Regions from separate parts of the Mus musculus genome. Here region 2 is linked to region 1. The links are chromatin loops, found by intact Hi-C in ENCODE. Cell type or tissue: heart. All regions are shown on one strand. Each heading gives the region's core, and the rest is flanking DNA. Links, peaks and the distances in the headings are about the cores only. Region 1 has its middle 20 kb from the start of Smug1. Region 2 holds the start of Copz1 (coatomer protein complex, subunit zeta 1).

Evidence for each region. Hi-C counts contacts between places; a loop is a spot of excess contacts. Peaks named below come from ENCODE experiments on the same cell type or tissue, not always from the same donor. Only the 100,000 strongest peaks of a DNase experiment are listed, where the experiment ranks them.
Region 2: a loop joins it to region 1, with 4 times the contacts of the local background. A loop is called at or near these places in 2 of 42 quality-filtered maps.

The regions. Positions count from the first base shown.
Region 1 is chr15:103,177,353-103,189,527 of GRCm38, reverse strand. No RefSeq gene overlaps it. Among named protein-coding and RNA genes, the nearest start is that of Smug1, 20 kb to the right of the region's middle. In heart, for the core only: CTCF peaks have their summits at 3,547, 5,393 (motif pointing right) and 6,147; DNase peaks (open chromatin) are centred at 3,517, 5,677, 6,167 and 7,157; H3K4me3 peaks cover 2,084 bases; H3K27ac peaks cover 396 bases; H3K27me3 peaks cover 3,616 bases.
Region 2 is chr15:103,271,483-103,283,657 of GRCm38, reverse strand. It overlaps Copz1 (coatomer protein complex, subunit zeta 1), which reads right to left and starts at 10,770. Exons shown (of 9, transcript NM_019817.2): 1 at 10,717-10,770. The coding sequence starts at 10,734. In heart, for the core only: CTCF peaks have their summits at 2,606 (motif pointing right) and 3,701 (motif pointing right); no DNase peak of the experiment used is centred there; H3K4me3 peaks cover 1,067 bases; H3K27ac peaks cover 871 bases.

The DNA of each region.
Region 1 (12,175 bases), core at 2,284-10,283:
AATTTGGTTATTTCATTTCAACCTACCAAATTATCATCTTTCTTGCAATGATCCAGGACTCTCTTTATAAGCTCGTTCTACCCCATGCAGCCTCTAGAAGCAGGTGCAAGTCTATATAAAATGTGGTGCCCACTTCCAGACTGGGAGAAGCAAGCCTCCGGCCCACTTCCAGACTGGTAGCCTCCAGCTCCCTCAGCAGCAGCTTGTCTGATAATTTGGTTGTGAGCCAGGGAGGGAGAAATGCTGATAATTTTAAATGGGGGCTGTGAGTGCACCCTCCTCCACCCCCTCCTGTCACTGCTGCCTTTGGAGAAGGAAGGGTGTAGGGAGATACAGCATTGGCCACAGTTGCTACAGCTTGTGAAATTTTGCCACATCTGCAAGGAGGCAAGGGAGCAGGTGAGCAGGAGTCCTTGCCATTGCTGTCGGGGAGTAGGGTGGGTTTCCTCCAGCTGTATCCACACCTGCAGCCCCTCCTGAGGCAGCCTGGCTTCCCTCATAATTTTCAGCTTCCTTGTGTGTTTCCGTCCATGGTGGGAGCCAGGGGTGCTCAGCTCCTAGGGGCCTGTGGCTATCCTGTGTCCTGTCTACTGCCTTGCTCTAGCTTCTGCCTCACTGTCTCATTCAGACAATGTGTTTTGTCTGCATGTATACCACACATATATGACTGTGATCTACCGTGTGGGTGATGATAGGAAGTGAACCTGGGTCGTCTGCAAGAAAAGCAGGTGCTTTTATCCACAGAAGTATTTCCCCAGCCCATTAATGGCAACATTGGAGAATTTTTATAACCTTTGGGGTGTTTGTATCATCTCAGGGCAGGGGTTTCTGTAAGACTGGAAGTTGCTGATATAAAACCATTGGATTCTTTGTGTGAAAAACACCTTTTTGAGGCAGAATCTCAAGGGTGGCCTTGAACTCTTATTCTTTGGCCTTAGCATCCTGAATGTTATTACAGGGGGGCACCACCACACCTAGCTTCTGTCTGAAATATTTGTTCCTTTCATCATATCTGTAAAAACTTTCCATTCATCAGTCTGGGGAGCATGTAGGCCGCTGGAAACCTGATGCCCAAGGTTGTCTCAAACTCACTGTTTATCCAGGAGTGAGCTTGAATGTCTGATCTTTCTGCTTCTACCTCCCAAGTGCTGGGATTCTAGGTATGTGCCACCATATCTAGGGCCTTGTGCAAGCTAGGCAAAAGCAAGTGCTCTACCAAGTGAATTATGTCCCTATACTCACCCTACCCCTGTCCTTTACTTCACTGGAAGAGTGAGTCTGGGGCATGGATTAAAGAGTTGGGTCAGTGTAGTTTGGGGACCAAGATACAAGCTTGAGGAGGAGGTGGGAAAGAGAGAAGCAGACAAGTGTCCCTGTGGAAATCAGCACATGAATGAAATGGTGGCGGAAAGGCAGAGGTGAGAACTTGGTGAGATCAGATGTGCCCTGTGTGCCAAGCAGATTCAAGGACTGAGGAAGCCCAAGGAAGGCGCATGCTTCTGTGGCTCCAGGCGGCAAGTGCCATCACTCCCCATAAACAGCAGGCTAGAGCTTTGCTTCCCAAGAGCTCTCTCGGGGCAATGAATCAATTCAGCATCCGCCCTCCCATGATCTGAGAAAGGGTAGGCTTCCCTCTCAATTCCATGACCTCCCTGGAAACCTGAAGAATAGGTGGATAATTTTAGGTGCCCCTGTGCATCTTTAGTGGCTTTAATTTTTACTCGGGGGTGGGGGGTGGGGTTGGGGTGCCTCAATCTCCGCAACCTTTAGGCATCCTAAAAAGGGGATGACAGGAAGAGCAAGGACTTGGCAGTTCAGAGGCCACAGGTAAAGATGCCCAGTCTCTGCTGGAGGGCCAAGTGACACTTGATGAGATTTTTACTGACTGTCTCTGGGTCCCTCACAAAGAAATGGTGCATCTGGATGTGGGTGAACTGGAGGGAAGGATCCATTTGAATACGTTTGTACTCATTTTGACTACATTAAATTCCACTAGGTCTAAGTTGAGCCATTTAATGGGCATGGGTGGAAAGCAGTTGCCTGGAAAATTCAAGGCAGCGCATAATCCGCAGATCATTTATGAAAATGAGCAAACGGTGCTTGGGTTTCTGCTTAGGAGGAGTTTCTCCGAGCTAAGAGGAAGAAGTCATTATGGAGAAGGGACAGTTGCTCCCTCTCCTACCTCTTCTCCAAGCATGCAACTTAGTCCCTAAGCTAACATCCCTACCTCCAGCTCTCAGTTCTGAGAGAGGCCTGGGAGAACTAAAAAGTATGGGGGAAAGAGGAAATTGAGGATTATGGCTCAGTTGCCCAAGTGCAATGGGTTTGGTCCACAGCACGGACCCTGAACACCCTAGGCTATGGACAGGGTCATTAAGTGTGGAAGAGTACAAGCTGGATATGTGTACGCCCAGCACCACAGAAATACAAGTTTGTTGGTTCTGTTGTTGCACAGGCTGTACGGCAGCAGTTAAGCCAACCCTCTGTATCAGTTTCCCCGGGACCAGGACACACATGATGCACAGACATCAGCACAGACAAACACTCATACTTTAAAAAAACTTTTTTTTTTTTTTCATGATAGTCTCACTATGTAGCTCTGGTGGCCTGGAACTCACTATGTAAACCAGGCTGGCCTTGAACTCACAGAGATCTGCCTGCCTCCGCCTCTGCCTCTACCTCCACCTCCTAAGTCATGGGACTAAAGGCATATGGCACTACACCTGGGTTTTAAAAAGTTCCTTAGGTTTATGAAACATTAAAAAATTTTAAAAAAGGCTGATGAGATGACTCCATGTGTTAAGGTGTTCGAAGCACAAGGCCTGAACCCTGGAGCCCACATAGAGGTGGAAGGAGAAAACTTGACTCCACAAAGCTGATCTCTACACATCCGTTGTGACATGGTGTGGATGCGTGCTCACAAATACACATTAACTCACTAATTTAAAAAATATTTGCAAATTATACTTGTACTAATTTATGAGCTTTGAAGCAGTATGTTGTTTTTTTTTGTTTGTTTGTTTTTTTGTTTTTGTTTTGTTTTGTTTTGTTTTGTTTTTTGAGACAGGGTTTCTCTGTGTAGTCCTGGCTGTCCTGGAACTCACTTTGTAGACCAGGCTGGCCTCGAACTCAGTGCTGGGATTAAAGGCATGCGCCACCACGCCCGGCTGAAGCAGTATGTTTATAGTGTGAAATAATTGAATTAACATACCCATCACTTCTATTACTCCTGCCTACCTGGACCGTTTTCATCCTTTGACCATCACCTTTTGGCTCTTCCCCAGCACTTCTGCCTATAACTCAGAGGAAACTGGCCCGTGCTAGGCGTCTGGGTCCTCTGTACCAGAAGCAGGCGTGTTTCCAGCAGGACTCCGGGAGGAGCTCCTTTCCCATGAGACCAAGGACTCATCTCAGTCCTTGGCCACCGATTTAGGGCCTGTGACCACTGTGAGAAGACAGACAGCAGCTGGGCCAAGCCAGGGATGGGGTTCAGTCTGGAGAATCAGAATCAGGCTGCCTGAGGTGATTTGGAGGTTCATGCTGCCCTCTGGCAGCCACCGTGGAAATCGCATCCAGGTCAGCTCAGACTGAACATTCGTCCAATGCCAGGGTTGCCAGGGACGTGTCCTACTATGGGCAAGGGGCAAGCGACTCCCCTTTCACTCACCCAAAGCGGGGGAAATCTGCCCTTTCATACAAGTAGTAAGCCTTTGATTCCCTCACCGAGTGGGGTCTATCTACTAGGATCTCTCCAGTTTTGTAGCTCAGGTTCAGCTTCAAGAAGAGAATGCTTTCTTCAGGATGAACCACGACCCCTTGGCCCGGTCTGAAGCTGTCCCTGCAGCCTGCATTCCCATGCCCCAGGTTTCCCACCTTTGGATTCTCGTGCACCGGGTGAGCTGGGGTGGCTTGGAGAGCTGCGTGGAGACAGGCCTCCTATGCGGTTTTTCACGGTTGTCCTTGAGATTGCCTGGATGACTTTGGAGTGTCTGTGGGTCCCTGAGAGGATCGAGCTTCACTTGTTTTTTTTTTTTTTGTTTGTTTGTTTGTTTTTTCGAGACAGGGTTTCTCTGTATAGTCTTGGCTGTCCTGGAACTCACTTTGTAGACCAGGCTGGCCTCGAACTCAGAAATCTGCCTGTCTCTGCCTCCCAAGTGCTGGGATTTAAGGCGTGTGCCACCACCGCCCGGCAGGCTTCACTTGTTAAATCGCCGTCTAGTTTTTCTGACCCTGGAGCACCAGACTCTAGCTCAAAGTAGGACACCACCAAGAACAGACATGATCCCTGTCTTGAGAGACCTCACAATCTAGGGAGTGCAAGAGACCAAATGCCTCTGCAGATATTGGTGCCAGGGGGCCTGAGAGGACAGTGGAAGCTCTTTTTTCTTTTATCTCCGGGTGTGTGTGTTCTGTGAGAGAACCCAGGGCCTTTCATACTGTAGGCAGGTGCTTTACCATTGAACTACATCCCCAGCCTTTAAAGATCAGCTTTATTATTAATAATGATACTTATTACTGTGACCGGATCCTGATATGAAGCTCTGGCTGACCTGGAATTTACTATGTAGCCCAGACTGACCTGAAACTCAAGATAATCTTCCTGCCTCAGCATCCAGAGTGCTAGGATTACAGGTGTCAGCTAACATCTGATATACGTGTGTATGTGTGACACACACACACACACATACATTTTTTACTTTGTTTTTTTTGTTTGTTTGTTTGGTTTTTGTGTATGTGTGTGTTTTCAAGACAGGGTTTCTCTGTGTAGCCCTGGCTGTCCTGGAACTCACTCTGTAGACCAGGATGTCCTTAAACTCAGAAATCCACCTGCCTCTGCCTCCCAAGTGCTGGGATTAAAGGCATGTGTCACCGCTGCCCGGCCAATTTTTTTTTTTAATTAATTTTTTTAGGGTCTTCCTACATTGCCCGGGGTTATCTTGAATTTGTGATCCTTTTGTTTCAACTCCTGAACATTTGGGATTACAGGCCTATACCACCAACTCTGTCTGGGAGACAAGAGGGCAGGAAGGCAGTCAGGGTAGGAAGGCAACAGCTCATGAGCGGAGTGAGGGCAGTCCAGAGGCTGCAGTCCTCTGACAGAAGGCCAGTGGGCACAAGCCTGGCCCAGATGTAAGAGATCAAGCTACATGGAGCTGCTGGCAGAAGTCGAAGGATGTTCTTAACCAGAGCATACATCATAATCTTTGCCTGAAATTCGGGGAGTTTCCAGAGTTTTGGGGCACCCCAATCACATACACTGCATTTCAGCAGGATACCAGACTTCACCAGTCCTTCAGGAAGGTTGGACTAGGAAGGAGTCTAAGTGGTCCTGGAAGACTAGGAGGTGGTGGTGTCTAATCCCGGTTGTGGACCTCGGTCTGCGGCTGGAGGATGCAAAGAGATGCCCAGAAGGTGGCGCGAGCCGGCGACAGCGGTCAAGCACAGAGGTGGCCCGCTCCATGGGTCTCACTCGCCCTGCGTGCAGCCCACCCACTGCCAAATGAAGGCATGCAGCCAAAGGCAGCCGAGCACAGCTGGATATGCAAATGTGTGCAAATGACATGGCGCCTTGGTTGGGGAGCGAGCGCGGCGCTGTCACAATTCCTGCTTCAAAAGACTTAGGGTGGGCTGTGCATGGTCCCAGTCCCGCTTGCTGGGTGACCATTTCCTGGGCTCCCACACACTCATCCTGCATAAGGCACAGGCAAAGAGCAGGCCCCCTGGCATGGAGAAATTTCCCTACCCACCTGTCAGCTGAGCGTAGTTCCTTAATGAACAGGCATGTGAGGCTCGCTGTGACGATACCACACTCACCCCAGCCTCAGAATCCTCTCTTCCCAGGACCAAACCATTTGCCCTCCTCCATTCCTTCATTAATATCCGTCTCCCTGCTTCCCTATCTGAAGTCCTTCCAGAAGTCTAACCACAATCACACTTGCTGCTGTTAGTACGTTACTTTTCCTTGTGGTTTGGCGAAACCATTCTACAAGTCCAGGTTGCTGTGTTTTTGAGTGTGTGTGAACAGGCTGAAGGATTCCAAGGCACTGCTGAGGAATAAGTCCCTACCCTAGGCTAGAACCCCGGAATCCGGTCCGGCGCCTGGGCGCTCTCCCTCTTCTGCGCCACCTACAACGGCCACACGGGGTCTTCCTTGAGCTAAGAATGGGAACTCGTGCGCCCCACGCTGGTGCGGGCGGGATGCGGGACTCTTAAGACTCGGCTCAGGCTTCCCACCGAGCACCTCTCCGCAAGCAGCTTACGACCTCCATCCCCCATCCCCACACCCCAAATCACGCTTAGTAGGAGGGCGGGGAGGGAGCCACATACTAAGCGCCCTCCCAGGGAAACTGAGGCTCTCCACCAGTCCAGCTCTTGGGGATTGGGTATGGCACAGCTAGCGAGGCGGAGAGATAGGAAATTAGAATGGGGGTGGAGGGAGACCATCAGAAGCAGCGTTGGATGGCCTGGATGACAAAAGGCGAACGGAATGCAAGATAGAGTGGCGGGGACAGTTTTTTGTATAGGGGAACGGAATTGTAAGCAAGAGTGGGAAGAAAATTAAGGCACTCACTTTCTCCAGTGAGGCTGTAACTTGGCAGATTTGGCTGTAGATGCAGTAAGAGGGATGGTGGTTAGACACCAAGAAGGACTTCCCCAAAGTAGTCAAACCTGGATGCTCAGGGAGAAGGACTGAAAATGAGGACTGTAACCTGAAACCCCCTCATAACTAGAAACTGGTAGGGAGAGGAGGTGTGAAAAATGCTGCGGCGAGGGGGGGGGGGGCGGGGCGGGGCGGGGTGGGTGGGAGGGGGAGGCAATGGAAGGAAGCTCAGGTGGAATGAGTCGCCCTTCACCCCCGGAAGCGGCGGCGGGTCGGACCAGGTGCTCACATCGTGGCCGCCCACTGGGACGCCCGGGTGGCCCCGCGCCCCACCCCCGCTCCAGGCTGGCCCGGTGGGTTCCGGGGCGAGACTGTCTGCAGGACCTGCCTCGCCTCGCTCTTTCCAGTGCCCAAGTCGCCCTGGGTGGTCGCAATTTGGAAGCACACAGTAGGGAGTTTAAGTCCCCCAAGACCCGTCCCCGCGGTTGACACCGGGTGTGTGTGTGTGGGGGGGAGGTAAGGTGGGGGGGAGAGGCTCAGGTGTCCGGCAGGGGGCGCCCGCGAGAGCGAGGCCCTGCTCCGGCACGTCTCGCGCGCTCCCTCTGCTGGCAGCGGCGCTGCCTCCACTGCAGGCCGCCGGTGGACCCCATAGACGCTATCCGACCCTAAGGCAGGCCTGGCTCCTCTCCATCCTTCAGAGGTGTGGGAAGATTTAAGAACAACGATCCCACGCAGTTCTGCAGCGACTCAAGACCAGCAGAGTGGGAATCCCCAGACCTCAGAGGGATCTTTCATGTCCACTGTGGAGGCCCGGAGTCCAGCCTGTTCCCAGGGTCTCCTAGCCAAGCTCCAAAGTACCAGTGCTCTTCCCCATTTGCCAGAACTGTCTTCTGAACACACAAATCAGTATGGGCCTCTCCCTATCTCCAAAGTACTCACAGGAAAGGACGCTCCTCCGGCCACCTTGGCTTTGCCCATGTCCACACTTGTCCTGCTCCTCAACAGCCTTGGCAATGGCTTGCAATCTTCACTAGCAGGTTCCTGCTCAATCCTTAACGTACACTTCAAATGTCCAAACTGAGTTTTTCCTTCCCATAGAGAGTCCAGCTTGCCTATAACAGAGTCTGGCCTTTATTTGATACTCCTGCCTCCAACTCCTTAGCGCTGGAATTATGGGCACACACCACCACCCTAGGCTACGTGAACTTTAGAAGCATCTCTCTTGTGGAGGCTTTTATCCTAGGCGTGATCTAATTATTATCCTGTTTTCCATGCTTCCATCTAGAACAAGATGGAGTTCTTAAGCACACTTAGTGTTGCTGGGAGCCCACCTAATCTCTCCCACTGAAGCACACAAGGACTCACGTGTGCCCCTAGGCCTAGACTGACCTCTACCTGCCTATAAGACAATGGGACAAACCACTCCTGGAGTAGACTCTGGACTCTCAAGAGATCAGCTGTCCCCCTGTTTCTTTGGTTTTACTGGGAACCCAAATCTAAGGGAGGGAGCTGCAGAGCCTAGATACAGATGGAGGGCACTTACTCCCTGGAGAGTACTGAGGACTCCCCGGTACTTCTTGGGTCTAACCTACTCCTCACTCACCTAAGCTGGGGCTTGGGGGCAAAATCATAAATTTGGGAGACAAGAGGAGAGATAAAGATCGTTTGTTGAGAATGGTGTCATCAATCAAGTTGCTGGAGAGAATGCAAACAAAAAAAAATTCCCTAAACCTGGGTGCTCAGATGCAACATTCCAGCCTTTCTTAAAAGTCCCCAGCCTCGAGTCAGCCCCTCCATGGGTTTGAGGTTGCTATGGGTTCATCTCTAAGTTCTGTCTGTATCCTCAGAAACCCCAGTCCTTTCCTCTCCCACTTGGGAAGGGTCTTGGGATGGAGAGAGACATCTCCACCCACTCTGTTAAAGATTATATTTTTGAAAGAGCCTGGAGGGAGATTCCCTAACTCCTAGTTTCTGAGTTTCAGGTTGAGGACAGCCAGATAAATAATGGCTTGCCAAATTAATTAATTATTTTATTAGCCTGAGTAATTATTAATCAGGCCATTAATCACCCAGCTGTGTCCTATGAATAGCAATTAGTTGGGGGTGGGGGCAATGGAGAATCAGGTCATGGTTGTAAGGTCTGCCAGCCTGTATACCTTCTCCAGTCTTAGGAAATTTGGGGAGATTCATGGTGTCCCATCTCTCTCTCCCCTTCACCCTCACACCTAGGCATTGATGTGGACACTAGAACAGGGTCTGCCTGAATCCCTTTGCCCTCTCTCTTGGTTGTCTGAGGTCATGTGGGGGTAGGACCATATACACAGGTGAAAGGAAGTGAAACTGGGTATAGAGATGGGCTGGGGAGACAGCAACATATGCCAGATGTCTCTACAGCTGCAGTCCCTACTGGTCATTGAAATATGAAATGAGTGATTGTATTAGCTCCAAGTTTGGCCCTTAATTCAATGTGTTGAGGGGATGGAGAGATGGCTCAGTGATTAGGAACATTTGCTATTGTCTATAGGCTTCAGGTTCAATTCCCAGCACAAAGAGACTCACAAGGGTCTGTAGCTCCATTTCTGTAACTCTAGTGTCAGGGAGTCCAATGCCCTCTTCTGGCTTCTGAGAGCACCAGGTGCACATGTGCTACCCAGACATACATACAGGCAAACACTCATACATATAAAGTAATAATAAAATAATTTTAAAAATTCAGCGTGTTGGAAACGTGGAAATGGAGGAGGTAGAAAACAAAGGAGAATAGGTCACATGGGATGGACTGAAGTCGGGGTAGGGGTGGGGTGGAGGATGTACTGGAGACAGACTGGCTTTTTGCCTTGGAGTTGGGAACCTGCCCCTCCAGAATAGATGCCTGGGGACTTCCTGCTAGACCCCTCTGCTCCCAGGACCTCTGTCCGGACATTAGCAATGGACCCAGCTCTTGATCATCAATTCCTTGGTACTTCCTGGCACTCTGTCCCTGCTCCATGGGGTTGGGGGTGTGTGTTGTGATGGAGAGCTGGTGAGGTGGAGTCCTGGATACTGTCACTGTGCTATCTCACTCCTGTCCTGCACTTTTGGTCCTTCCTTTCCCTGGACTAGGTGCCTCAGAGCACCCTTCCTCTGCTGTGTTGTCCTGAGAGTCCCTCAGCTGGAGCCACTCTCCCTTTCTGTTTATAGAGGTTCCTGCTTTGTATTTACAGTAGACCTATTTGGTTTACAGCCTACCCAGGGCAGCTGCACTTGGGGGTCTCAGGCTCTGTTCCCTGCACCGTGTTTATTTGTGAGGAAGGGAGGCTGTCCAGACAGGCTGGTGGGGGGGCCAGAGGGGAGATGGTGGTGGGTGATGGGTTAAAGAGGGAGCAGCTAGAACACAAGAAGCACACCCGGAAGCAGAACACTCTTAACCCACTTGCTCTTAAGTCATCTGGAAAAGAAGCTTCCCACCCCAGGCTCACCTGTTTGGGGCTCAAGCTAAGAACGGAGAAACAGTTTTCCTTCAACCTCAGACAAGAAGGGCCTGTCCACCCATCCCTGCTCAATGTATGTTCTAGCAGAGCCCTGGGGGTAGGGCTGGGGGTCAGAGGTGGGCAGCTTCTGGCTGGACAGAGCTTGCCATGACATAAACAGGGTCTGGATCCTGGCCCTTTGTTTGGAATTCTTGGCAGCTGGAGTGGTGGTGTGGGAGGAGATGGTCGGGCAGTTGGTGGGAAATGGAGTGGAGAGGACAGGGCAGACCTCGGGAAGGGTGGGGATGGTGCTGAGGGGCACAGCTCCATGCTGCAGAAGGATATTTGGACCTTGGCTTTCAAGAAAGGTCTACAACCCAAAGTCCCTTGAGCTTACTTGACACCCTCTCTGCTGGAATCACCCAGTGCCTTGTCTGAGCTGGCACATGGAAAGCAGGAATAAAGAGGGGCTGTCAGGTTCAGGGCCTGGGGCTACAGCCCAGTGTCCCACATGTGAAGAAGTGCTTCCTGCCTGTGCGTCCTTGCCCTGGCTTGCAGAGTGGCCTGGTTGTCTGCTCTGGCACTCATGCCTGGCTTGGAGTTACTGTCTTCAGCAGACACTGAGTGGTACCTAAGAGACTCAGGGTGGTCATTGTTGCAAGGAGTCCTGCCCTTGCTAGTAGGCACATTTGATATTTCCTCCCATCCCTAACCTACTGTGGATGTGAGAGTGGGGTGTGGGTGGGTTTAGGGCTTGCTTCACATCTCTGGCAGCCCTGTCCCCAGGTCTCCAATGGTGTTACAGTCCTTCCTGTAGCTCTGTTGTCCCTCTCCCGGTTGTTTGTCAGGCTGTGGGCATATCAGGAAAAGCCCATGTCGGTTTTTTCTATTGCTCCCTCTGCTGAGCTAACAAACTACTTCGTGACTCTGCAACACTTCTACAAGGGCTCCGCCCTACGTGTCCAAGATTTTCAAACCTCGTTAGCCTGAATGTCTATGACTCCTTTGCAGATTCTAGAGGACCTTGGGAACATGGAGAGGAGCCCCCTTCTAGCCCTGGTTCCCGGACATTCCGTGGCTGAGAGTGAAGTTCTTCACACTGCCAGCAGAGGGCAACACGCACGCGAGGGCGGGCGAAGGATTCAGAGGGGCGCTGGAGGTCCACCTCAGGGAACTAACTAGCTTTGGGGCAGAGTTTGTAGGCCTGCTGGACATGGAGGGAATCTCCTGTTCTCTGCTTTATTTACAGGCTCTATAAAGCTAATCATATCAACTATAATTTGAAGCAGGAAGTTTGTACCTGACATGTCACATTCCCAAAAGAACCGTGAGGAGCTATGATTTCCATTCTCTAAAGAACGAACTAAAACTGAGGAAGGTTAAATCACGAGCCCAAGGTCACACAGCGGGAGCAAACAGGGGCACATAGGTGGTGCTAGGTGGCCCTGCCTGGGGGGTCTTGCCCCTCCAGCTCAGTGTGCAGCCTGCAGGCCCCAAGCCCAGCCCCTTCCTTCCGGCGCCCAGCAGGGTTCAAAGGAGGGCTGGGCGGGGAGCAATCCCCCCCAACCCCCAGCCTCCTGTCCAGGCCAGATGCCTTTGGGGCCTGGAGACAACGGCTGGAGAATGGGGCAGCCATAAACAGCGTCCTGGCTGCGGGAAGCTGTAAAACTAGCGGACTGAGGCTGGAATGCACAGGGATCCGGGAAGGATTTTCCGCAGGGTCTGGCTGATAGCATCTTTGGGGCCCTGGGGTCAAAGGGGAACCCGCCTCCCTTTCCTCCCCCAGCCCGTGGTCCTGCAGCCCAGTACTGTCTGTAGATGTTCATCACGTGTCTGTCTCCCAGCCTCTTTGCTTGTTCCCAGGCATAAGGTCCCTGTTTGAGCTTGCTGGCTGTGTGGCTTTGCTTTGGTCCCCTTCCTTGTGAAATGAGAACTACTGCAACCACATTTATCAGATCTTAAAGCACGCAGGACATGGCCTCGCTCAATTGTTTATTCATTTCTAAATACCACTGCGTTCGAAATTCCTTTTCTGTAGAGGGATCAGGGCCAGTGGAGAATCCGTCTCATTCTTATCACAGCCTTTCCTGGGATCCCGGAGGGCGGGGCGGGGGAGGGGAGCAAT
Region 2 (12,175 bases), core at 2,437-10,436, 94 kb before region 1:
CTTAGAAGGATGAGCAGGAGTTGAGAGGCCAATCTGGACCACATAGTGAGTTCTAGGCCAGCCTAGGATAGAGTGGGACCTTGTCTCAAAAGCAAAACAAAATTAGAAGGAGAAATTCCTAGATACCACTCCCAGCACCACAGGGCTATGCAGGTATTCTGTTACCTAACCCTGAGTTAAAATTTTTTAAAATTAAAAGGTATGCTGAGTTTGAGAGCTCTAATTTACTACAGAAGCCTACATAGTTCAGATGAAAAGAAGATTTAGCTAAGTTTTGACAAGGATAGCATTTAGATTTGGGAAACACAGCTGAGGGGCTTCAGGGGTGGATTCTGTGCTCAGAATATGCTTTAGACTGTGCCACAAACAAAATAATAAACACATTAAAAAAAGAAAGAAAGAAAAACTCACAGGGCTGAGGACATGGACCAACAGTTAAGAGTGCTTACTGCTCTTGCAGGTCTGGAGTTTGGTTCCCAGCATCCACATCAGACAGCTTATAACTGTCTGTGACTCTCAATTCCAGGGGATCTGACACCCTCTTCTGGCCTCCACAGGCACTCACACACAAGTGGCATTCACACATAGGGACACATTAAAAACCAAAACAACAAGAAGCCCAGAAAGTAAGACCCATGAGGCAAGCATAGCTGCACACATTTTTTTTTTTTTTTTTTTTTTTTGGTTTTCTTTTTTTTTTGGAGACAGGGTTTCTCTGTATAGCCCTGGCTGTCCTGGAACTCACTTTGTAGACCAGGCTGGCCTCGAACTCAGAAATCCGCCTGCCTCTGCCTCCTGAGTGCTGGGATTAAAGGCGTGCGCCACCACACCCGGCTGCACAAATCTTTTTTTTTCTTTTCTTTTTTTTTTTATTACGTATTTTCTTCAATTACATTTCCAATGCTATCCCAAAAGTCCCCCCTCCCCCCAACTCCCCTACCCACCCATTCCCATTTTTTGGCCCTGGCATTCCCCTGTACTGGGGCATATAACGTTTGCCTGACCAATGGGCCTCTCTTTCCAGTGATGGCCGACTAGGCCATCTTTTGATACATATGCAGCTAGAGTCAAGAGCTCCGGAGTACTGGTTAGTTCATAATGTTGTTCCTCCGATAGGGTTGCAGATCTCTTTAGCTCCTTGGATACTTTCTCTAGCTCCTCCACAAATCTTAATCGTAGCACTGAAGAGGTAGAAAAAGGGTGCTCTCTGAAAGTTCAGGGCCAGTCTAGTCTACATAAAGGGTTCCAGGCCTGCTGGGGCTATATAATGAGACCCTATCTTAAAAAGACCCATGGGTCCTGGAGAAATTATCTATCTTATATGAAACCAAATTTCGGTTGTAGAGGGGAAACTAAACACATATTCTGGAGGTACTGATGGCAGAAAGTCACAGTAGGAAGAATCTTCTTAGGAACTGAGACTATGGTTCTGTTATAGTATTTCCCTAGCATGCATGAGGCCCTGGGTTCAATCCTTAGTATTACTTAAAAACAGACATGGCATCACAGTCTGTAACCCTAGCAGTCAAGAGGCAGAGGTTTGAAGACTCAAAGTTCAAGATCATCAGCTACGTAAGTTCACAAGCCTCTGTCTACAAACAAACAAACCAAAAAAAAAAAAAAAAAAACCCCAAAACTGGAGTGATAGTTCAGCTGGTGGAAGTACTTGTGCATTTAATCACATGCACTGTCAGGGTAGCAAAGATCCCTTTTAGCCAGCCAGCCAGCCAAATCAAAAAGGTAATCAACAATAACAACTCAGCTAGGCAGTGAGTGGTAGGTGGATCTCTGGCCATCCTGGTCTATACAGCCAGTTCTAGGACAGCCAGGGCTACACAGAGAAACCTTCTCTCAAAACAATAACAACAACAAAACACAAAACAAATGAACAAAAACCAACTACATGGCTGGCTGCTGAGGAGAAATAGCACCCGAGGTTAGCCTCCACCCTCCACACATATGCACACACATTCATTATATCTGCACACGCATGCATGCACACACACACATCTTCCTACCCCATACAGACATACAGATAGGAAACATGGAGAGTCCAAGCATGGGGCAAAACTTCTGCTAGTTGAAGGAGCTGGCATCTCTGAATTCTGGGTAAGTTATTAACTCAAAATTTCCCCTCCCTTTCTCTGATACTCAACTTCCTCATAGGAGAAGTGAAAGGCTGGACCTAGATTAGCTAGGGTTATGGCCTTTTTTAAAAAAAAAAAAATTACAGCAGACCCTTGTGATAAGCTGATAAAAATTTCTGAACTTTGTCCCCAAAAAACAAACAAACACCCACACCACACAGGTGAGACTGAACTAGGTTTAAAATTCAATCCTCTGAAGATAAGATTATGTGAAGAGCCCGGTTTGGTGGCCAACATCTTTAGTCCCAACCCTTGGGAGGCAGAAGCAGACTGATCTCTGTCAGTCTAAGGACACACTGGTAGACGTAGTGAGATCTGGGCCAGCCACAGCTACATAGTGAGACCCTGTTCAAAAAAGCCAAACAGTCTTTTGAATGTGAAGAGGAAATGAATGATTTTCTGCCTTCAGTCAGTTAACAACTTCAATAAAAATATGTGGCCTTTGTAAGTTAATATGGCCAAGGATCTCACACAGCCAGCAGGGGGAGTAAGGGTCAGCACCATAAACCTCCAGCTTTCGGTGGCCTCCAGCTTTGGTGACCAAATTGTACAAGTTAACAAGCCTCAAGCTCTTAGGCAATGTAGAGTACCAGGTCTTTGCTTTTCTTTCTTTCCCTTTTTAATTGTATTTTTTTAAATTGTAAAACATTTATTTTACATGTATGAATTAGAGAATTTATTTTACATGTATGATCTCCTGTGGATGCTAGGAACCAAACCTGGGTTCTCTATAAAAGCAATAAGTGCTTTTCTTATGTGCTGAGTCATCTCTCCAGACCCCCTGGTATTCATTCATTCATTCATTCATTCACTCATTCTTCCTTCCTTCCTCTGCTCCCCTCCCTCCTTCTCTTCGTCTTATTCTCCCCCCACATCCCCATAACCCACACACACAGGGTTTCTTTTTGTAGCTTTGGCCTTCCTGGAACTCCCTCTGTAGACCAGGCTGGCCTCGAACTCAGAGATCCACCTGCCTCTGCCAAGTGCTGGGATTAAAGGCCTGAACTATAGCCCAGTTCCCTAAGTATTTTCTGAAAACTCAGGACACCTAGCTGCTGAAGAATTCCCCCACCCCAGGGGTCACACAGCTCCTAACTCTTCAGCCATTACCAGTGAAAAGGATTCACATAAATGAGGTGGTAATGCTGACAGCCAGGTAAACTGAAGTCAGATGTACTCCTCAGCCAGGCCTAAGTGCTACATCAGAGTACCCTGCCACCTAAATGGGTTCTTCAGAAGCCCGCACTTAAATATTATTCAGCAAAGGAAAAAAAGTCAAAAGGGACTAGAGACACCTTTTGTTCTTTTTCTTTCCATGATATCATTGTACTATATCCCCAGCCCTTGTGTATTTTGAGACAGGGCCTCAGTATATAGCCTAAACAAGCCTGGAATTTGCAACCCTCCAGCTAAGCCTCCCAAGTACTAGAACGGGCCTGTGCCCATGCCTGACTGGACATCTAAATTTAAAACGCCCTAAAGTCTTATTTTCTTTCTCTTTTTCTTTTTTTCTAAGATTTATTATGTATACAACATTCTGGCTGCATAGCCAGAAGAGGGCGCCAGATCTCATTATGAGCCACCATGTGGTTGCTGGGAATTGAACTCAGGACCTCTGGAATAACAGACTGCCAAGTGCTCTTAACCTCTGAGCCATCTCTCCAGCAAGCCTTAAATTTCTTTTCACATTTTTTTTTTCAAGACAGGATTTTACTACAATTTTCATCCTGGCCTCAAACTTTTAGCCTCAGGCCAGGAATCCTGTCTCTGCTTCCCAAGTGCTGGGAGTTACAGACAACCACCATCAGCTTAGATCCACTTATGGTTCGCCCTCCACCCTAGTTTATATCATGACTAATCCTGCTGCCCTCTGCTCCAGACAAAGGATCTAAAGACAAAGTGAACAGTTTCTGTGTTCTTCAGTCTAACTACATAACAGAGAAGATGGAGGCTGGGTTTGGTGGCACATACCTATAACTCCTATGCAGGAAAATAAGACAAGAGGATCATAAATTAAGGCTAGCCTCGGCTATATAATTAACACCCTCAACACACACACAGAAAAAAGTTGGGGACAATTTGTTAACAGAGCAATTTGGTAAAAGTGGAGTTATGTACATTGATGGTGAAGAAAAAAATAAAAGCCAGTAAAATGCAGACTTTCTACTCTCTGATATTTATTTATTTATTTATTTATTTATTTATCTATCTATCTATTTATTTGTTTATTTATTGGGGGGGGTCCTCAGATATTCCAGACTGGCCACAAGTTGCCATGTAGCTGAGGATAACCTTGAATTTCTGATCTTTCTGATTCTATCTACTGAGTACGGAGGCTACAGTGTACACCACCTTACCCAATTTATGGGGCGCCAGGTATGCACTCTTCCAATTGAGCTACATTTCCAGCACCGAGATAAGCTTTCCTCCGCAGCACGTGAATTAAGTTAGACAAAAGGATTTCCTGAAGACACGAAGGTGACAAAGGCTAGGCAATGTAAGGACAGAATAAATCTAACAGTCTGCTGAGAGAGAAACACTCTGCCCAACACCAAAAGAGGGAAACCTGGAGGGCCTTTGCCAACACTGGCATCTCACAGTGCACACGGACTTAGCCTCCCAGGGCATCTTCATCAGCTGTATTCCTTCATTAGTCCAGCGTAAATGGCTGCACCAGCCCTGGTGATGCCTGTTCCATCTTTACTGGCCCCTCCAGCTCCTCTTTCCTTTAGTTTTTCTGTCGACACACTGCCAATGCCAGTCACACCATGCCAGTGGAGTAAGAAACAGCAAGTAGCAAGAACACAGATGAGAAGGAGCCCAGCCTTGAGGTTCCCTCACATAGATGGACAGCTGCACTCACAATCTGCCTCCCCGGGAGGACCTGGCTTCTCTGGGGTCTGCTTTTCTTTATGTAGAGGCCTCCTCCTCCTCCCTTCCTTTCAGACCATGTGATAGTTCCCCAAGACCTTTCATATAATTTATACCTTGCCAGGGACCAACCCTTTCCCACCACTGTGAAGGAGAGGAAAAAAATATATAAATAAATACGTCGGAAATCTATAACGAGGTCTTCTTAGAGGGCAAGACATGGGGAGAGTTAGAAGCAGCGTCAATTACTCTTTTGGGGTTTTAGTTCAAGCCAAGGTCTGCTTCCAGCAATCAACCATTAAAACAAGCCGGCCAGAGTAACAGCACAGTTTATTCTGATCATTTAATTTGAAGTGTCAATAAATTAAACTTCAATCAATTAAACTAGGTGTGCAATAACCCAGATGGACACCCCGACACCAACATAATCACAATAAAAATTTTTATGGCTGCCAGGGACCTCACCGGGGGTAGTGCTGGCACAGCTCAAGCCCTGCCTGAGAAATATATCTCCTCGGTGCAGGAATGAGGAGATTGCTTCTCCTAACGAAATGGAGGGGCCAAGCACCAGCAAGGACGCAGCTGGGAGAGGGGCACAGGGGACTGCCAGGGACGAGATGGGAGTGCTTTGGGGGCTTAATGTAATTGATACCTTTGCCCAAAGCAGGGGGAAGGGGCACTCAGGCCAAGTATCTCCACTGTTAGTGCCAAAGGAATTTAACAAAAGCCCCATTAAGATGATTCAGGAAGCAAAGGCCACTGAAACAATGTCAACCTTTGAGTCGCCAATGTGTCCTGCAGCTTCCTCCTCTAGATGCATATACATCCTGGTGCACTTTAGATGGCCTGATATTTGAATGAGAAGTGGAAATCAGGATTTTGTCAGTTTTAGGAAAAAATATTAAAGTGAGACAATGTATGGAATTGAGGTCTAATCTGTAAAACACTGGAAACACACTCAGAAATTAAAACTTGAAAACAGGAAGAAAAAAAAATACCTCTGTACAAAGTTTTTAAGGATCTGAACTGCTACAGTAATTCAGCTTTGAGGGTGGGGGAAATAAAAAGTAAAGGCTGAAGGAAAGTGTAAGGTATTAAGATTTCAGGTTATTCATGGAGAATGGCAACCTGCAGATTGCTCTCCACTAACAACTGAGAACGGGAGAGCCAGCTAAAAGAGCAGCAGAGGGAACTGAGACCAAAAACAGGATGGGAACTGAGAGACAAAGGACTGGAAGAAGATTTGGTAAATCCAACTATGAACTAAGGCTGCACTGCTTTTCTCAGTATTTATTTTTATGACTGTTTGCCTGCATGTGTGTGCATCACATGCTTGCCTGAGGCCCAAGGTCAGAAGACGGTGCTGCAGGTGGTTATGAACCACTCCATATGGATGCTGCAGTTAAAGCCAGCCCAGGTCCTCTGCAAGAAAGCAAATGCTCTTCTTATCCCCTGAGCCATCTCTCCATCTCCCAAGGCTGGTGCTTTAATTCAAGCAGGATCCACTGTAAAGTACCTCAAGGAAGGAATCTATTGTCACCTAGAAATGCCCAGACCAAGGTAGATTTTGACTCATTTCTTGGCCCTCTAGATCTTCCCTTTCCTCTTCTCAACATTGTACAGTTGTGTGCTTTGTGGAGGTGAGGCCAGAACATGTTTGATCCCAGAGGTTCTACCAAACCAGCAAACAGAAATGCAAGAGGAGGAAACTTGGAGGCGGCTTAGTAGCATGTCCTCTCTAAGAGCAGCTTTTCAGTACTATCCAGGTACAGTACGCTCTTCAGCTCAGCATAGATTTAGCGATTTCTTTAATTTTTGCTTGCTGCTTTCTTTTTTGGCACAGGGTCTTACCATGTGCTCAAGCTAGCTTCGAACTCAAAATCCTCCTGCCTCTCGAAGAGGACTTAAGTTCAGTTCCTAATACCCTCATAAACAACCAACTGCCTGTAACTCCAGTTCCAGAGGATCCAATACCCTCTTCTGAGCTCTACAGGCACCCACCTACATATACATATAAAATAATAAAATAAATTTAAAGACCCTACCTCAAAACAACACTGGATATGGTTTATGGTGGTTCACACCTATAATCTCGTCATCACTTTAGGAGGTAGACGGACGCAGAGGGTCAAGAGTTCAAGACCAGATTTGACCACATGAGACCCTATTCTCAAAAATAGTATTAAAAGGCTAGGTGTGGGGGCTGGTGAGATGGCTCAGTGGGTAAGAGCACCCTACTGCTCTTCCGAAGGTCCAAAGTTCAAATCCCAGCAACCACATGGTGGCTCACAACCATCTGTAACGAGATCTGACTCCCTCTTCTGGAGTGTCTGAAGACAGCTACAGTGTACTTACATATATTAATAAAATAAATCTTAAAAAAAAAAAAAAAAAAAAAAAAGGCTAGGTGTGGGGCTGGTGAGATGGCTCAGCGGATAGGAGCACTTGACCACTCTTCCGAAGGTCCTGAGTTCAAATCCCAGCAACCACATGGTGGGTGGCTCACAACCACCCATAATGAGATCTGATGCCCTCTTCTGGCACATCTGAAGACAGCTGCAGTGTACTTATGTATAATAATAAATAAATCTTTAAAAAAAAAAAGTACTCAGGATCTACTAAAAAAAAAAAAAAAAAAAAAAAAAAGGCTAGGTGTGGTGGTACATGCCTTTAATATCAGGACTTGTGAGGCAGAAGCAAGTGGATTTCTGTGAGTTAGAGGACAGCCAAGACTATGTAAAGAGGGATGGAGAGATGGCTCAGCGGTTAAGAGCACTGACTGCTCTTCCGTAGGTCCTGAGTTTAAATCCCAGCAACCACATGGTGGCTCACAACCATCCATAATGAGATCTGATGCCCTCTTCTGGTGTGTCCAAAGACAGTTACAGTGTACTTATATATAATAATAAATTAATCTTTAGACCAGGGGGAAAAAAAAGACTATGTAAAGAGACCTTGTCTCAAAAGATAAATGTGATAATGATGATGGTGGTGGTGGTGGTGGTGGTGGTGGTGGTGGTGGTGGTGGTGATGGTGGTGGTGATGGTGGGCACAGAAACAAACAACATTAATCCTAGTACTCAGGAGCCAGAGGAGAATCCTTATGCATTTAAACCACCCTGATCTACACAGCAAGATCCAAGCAAGGCAGGACTACATAATGACACCCAGTTTCCAAAAAAAAAAAAAAAATCATTAAATAAAGTTGGAAAGAACATAGGGGAAAAAAAAAGACAACAGTTTAATCGTCAAGAACTTTAAAAATCAGCACAAAAACTAATACCTGTAGGTTTGGTTTGTTTGTTTATTGAGACAGGGTCTCTCTCTACATAGCTTTGACTGTCTGGGAACTTGCTAAGTAGACCAGGCTCACTTCAGACTCTCAGACATCCACCTGCCTGTGCCAACCAAACACTGAGATTAAAGGTGGGAGCCACAATCCATAGCTCCCTGTAGGTATTTTACCATCAACAAAAACTTTATACAACCCATGGCTGAAAGGAAAATTCTGCAAACTGAAGAGGTGCAAGAACCTACAGAAACCTCAGAAACCTGGTGACTCTGGGATAAGACAAATTCAAACCCAGCCCAAGCTACATAATGAGACTGTCTCAAAAAAAAAAAAAAAAAAAAAATTTGTTCTGAGAGAACAAGGAAACAAAACTGGAACGGGGTTTTGGCACTGCCCTTCCTTAGAAAGAGCCTTTTCCTACAGCTCTGCTTCCCTAAACCCAGTACATTAAGGTGCTAGTGACAAAGGCTCAGTATAGTTTTAAAAGTAAAGGTGAGGGATATGCAGGCAAGTTAGCAAGGGTCTGTTACTACATGCAGCTGGTTAGCTCAGCTGCAAGGGGGAACAATGAGGAAGAAGCAGGCTGAGAGATACCACACAGTGCAAGAAAGAGAGAAAATGACACAGAGATTTCCCCATACAACCTCAGCTCTCCTAGTGCTGGGGTCAAACACAGGGCTTTTAAAGATAGCTAGACCATATGCTCTTAGCATTTACACCCAGCCCAACAGAACCAATGGGAAAGGAGTTCCCCAAGTACCATTTTCCTCACTCTTTAAGCTGGTTCCACTAAATTACATTAATTTTGGTTTTATGAGACGAGGTCTTATTTTGTAACCCAGGCTGGCCTCAAACTAGCAACAATATAGCCTCAGCCTGAGTGCTGGGGTTACAGGTGTGAGCAACCACACCTGATTAAGAAGACCAAAAACATCCAAGGAAACTAGTTTCACAGACTCTATCCACATCGTCACAAGATTTTTAAAAACTCATTGACCGGTATAGTAAATACTTGAACTACTCAATACATTAAACATTTTGCTTCAACTTGTCCAACACATATGATGAGAATAAATTCTCTTTGACATTTGCAAGAAGGAAAGTAAGGAGGTTTGAACAGATAGGTCAGTGGTTAAAGTGCTTGTCATACAAATAAGAAAACCAAAGTTCAAATTCCCACATAAATGCCAGGTGAGTATAGATGTCTGCCCTGGCTACGTGGCAAAGTTGATTCCAGTCAGACCTACATGAAACTCTCAGTGAGAAAACTAAAACAAGTTGATGTGGTGGCACATACCTCTAGTCTCCGAATTTGGAGGGTAGAGGTAGGTGGTCCTCTGTGAGTCTGAGGCCAACATGGCTTACATAATGAGTAGCTAGGGCATCAGGAAAGGGAAAGGTAGAGAGGGACCCTGTCTCAAAAAACTTTTTTTCCTTTAAAGAAAGAAAGAAGAAAAAGCTTTTTTTCTTTTACTGACAAGAGTTTGATATGTACACTTACAAGGAATATAAATGAAAACAGGAGCTAAGGAAGACTCTTAGAAACAATCCTGGAGTCCAACTAAAGGAAAGAAGCTGGGAGTTAAATTCCTACACTAACACACAGACACAGGTAGGCAGACTCATGGGTCTCTAAACTGCTGGCCAGTGTCTTGAAAGAAATGCTCTGATCCTGTTCTAGGGGGCAGAACAAGCAGAAAGGATCAAGGGACAAGAGAGTTAAATGCACTTCTATAATCACAATTCTCATGTAAGCAAGAAGGCTGAAATGGATCTTACAGTATGAGTTCCTAAAGTCTGAAGGAGGGGAGAGTAGGAGAGAAGAATAAGGAGTCAGAAAAAGATATTCCAAAATCTATACTAGCTCTACCAAGTATTCCTGAACCTGGATGGAATGCTGACTCTCAATCATGACAGAATTACATACTAAGGATTAACAGGAAAATAAAAACAAGTTTTGTAAAGGAACAGGACATGGAATTGCCAAAAGGTAGTCGAATTCTGACCACCACCAGGAGGATCTGGGACTGACAAAACACCTCTCTTCTGCCATTGCAACTTGGGGGACTAGAATATGAGGGTTTGGGGAAACTCAAGTAGGTATGATCCACAACAAAAACCATCGGGGAGAACTTGAAAGACACCCCTCCAGCGCAATCAGAATTCTCCTAAGGACCCTGCATGTTCTCTTCAACTTTGCCACCGACTCCTGCTCTCTTGCCGGCAAGGCTTCCTACTCTATACCGCGGCTCTAGCTCCCATTGTAGGCCACACTTGCATTGCACAGATAGCGGGAGCTTTGGCCCCCGAGGCCTGCCCGGAACCCTCTCCCGGCCCCAGCTGATGAGCCCCACCTCCCGGACCCCCTGGACACCACAACGGAGCCACTGGCCCTCCAGCTCCTACCAAAATCAGCGCCTCCATCTTGCCCGTAGCTGCTGCCGACGTGGAGTCGCACAAGCGACGTCACCGCTGATTGGCCCTGAGTCTTCGCTAGGTCCCGCCTCAAAGAGGCAACATTGGGTGAAGATGAGCCAGCCTTCGCGTCTTGACCAGTCAGCGTAGTCACTCGCTTCACGGAAGCCAACTGTCCAGCCAGAAGAGGCAGCTGTTAGATTGTCACCCGGAATTTTCAATGAAAGGCCAAAACCTCAGCACTGAAGGGGCGGGAGGATCATTGAGGGCGGTGTTGTTTCCATGGGGAACGGAGGAAGCGATTGTTACTTTGCTATTGGTAGGAGGAAGCCACGTGATTCTGTCAGCCTCCAATTCGCACTCGCTATAGGGGGTGCTATGTGTAGCCCTTAACATTAGCCTTGCTGAGAAGCCCTACCCGAATACAGATTCCCATCGCCACCATTAGGATATCCACAGCTGTAGTGTCCTTGGGTCATTTCAACAACCTCGGAAAGTTCACCAAGTTAGCTATAGGCAGCCAAGCGTTAACTACACAAACCAAGGTCTCGAGAAGTATATCCCAGGATATACACGTGTGGCATGCACACATACCCAATAAATATATATTTTTTTAAGATTTATTTATTTCATTTATATGAGTACACCGTAGCTGTCTTCAGACACACCAGAAGAGGGCATCAGATCTCATTACAGCTGGTTGTGAGACACCATGTGGTTGCTGGGAATTGAACCCAGGACCTCTGGAAGAGAAAGCACCCAATGTTCTTAACCACTGAGCAATCTCTCCAGACCACCCCCCTCAATATTTTTAATGTAATTTACTTAAAAAAAAAAAAAAAACTGTGGGGACTGGAGATATGGCTCGGTAGTTAAGAGCTCATATTCGATGGGCAGTGGTGGCACATGTTTTTAATCCCAGCACTTGGGAGGCAGAGACAGGCGGATTTCTGAGTTTGAGGCCAGCCTGGTCTACAAAGTGAGTTCCAGGACAGCCAGGGCTATTTAGAGAAGCCCTGTCTCGAAAACAAAAACAAAAAAAAAGAGCTCATACTCTTCGTGTGGAAGACCTGAGTTCAGTTGCCAGCTCCTATGCCCCGTTGCTCAGCTTCAGAGAATCTGCTGCCCACTGCCCACTTTCTGTCTGGGAGTTGAGTACAGGAGACCTGCACTTTGATGGACAACGTTTTCCCACTTTGGTTCAATTTGAAATAGGATATCAAGGCATTGGAGATTAGAGCGAATGGAAAGAAAGCTATCAGCTTCTGACCCCCAGAACAATAAGAGTTACAAGGCCAGAGATCATTAGCCTTTGACCTCCATCTTATGCTGTGTCCCACCTCAGTACCTGACCCTACCAGGGCTGGCCCCCCTACACCTCTCCGTGATCTCTGCATCAGTTCCTACCTCCAGGTTCCTGCCCTGCCTGAGTTCCTGTAGTTCCTGTCCT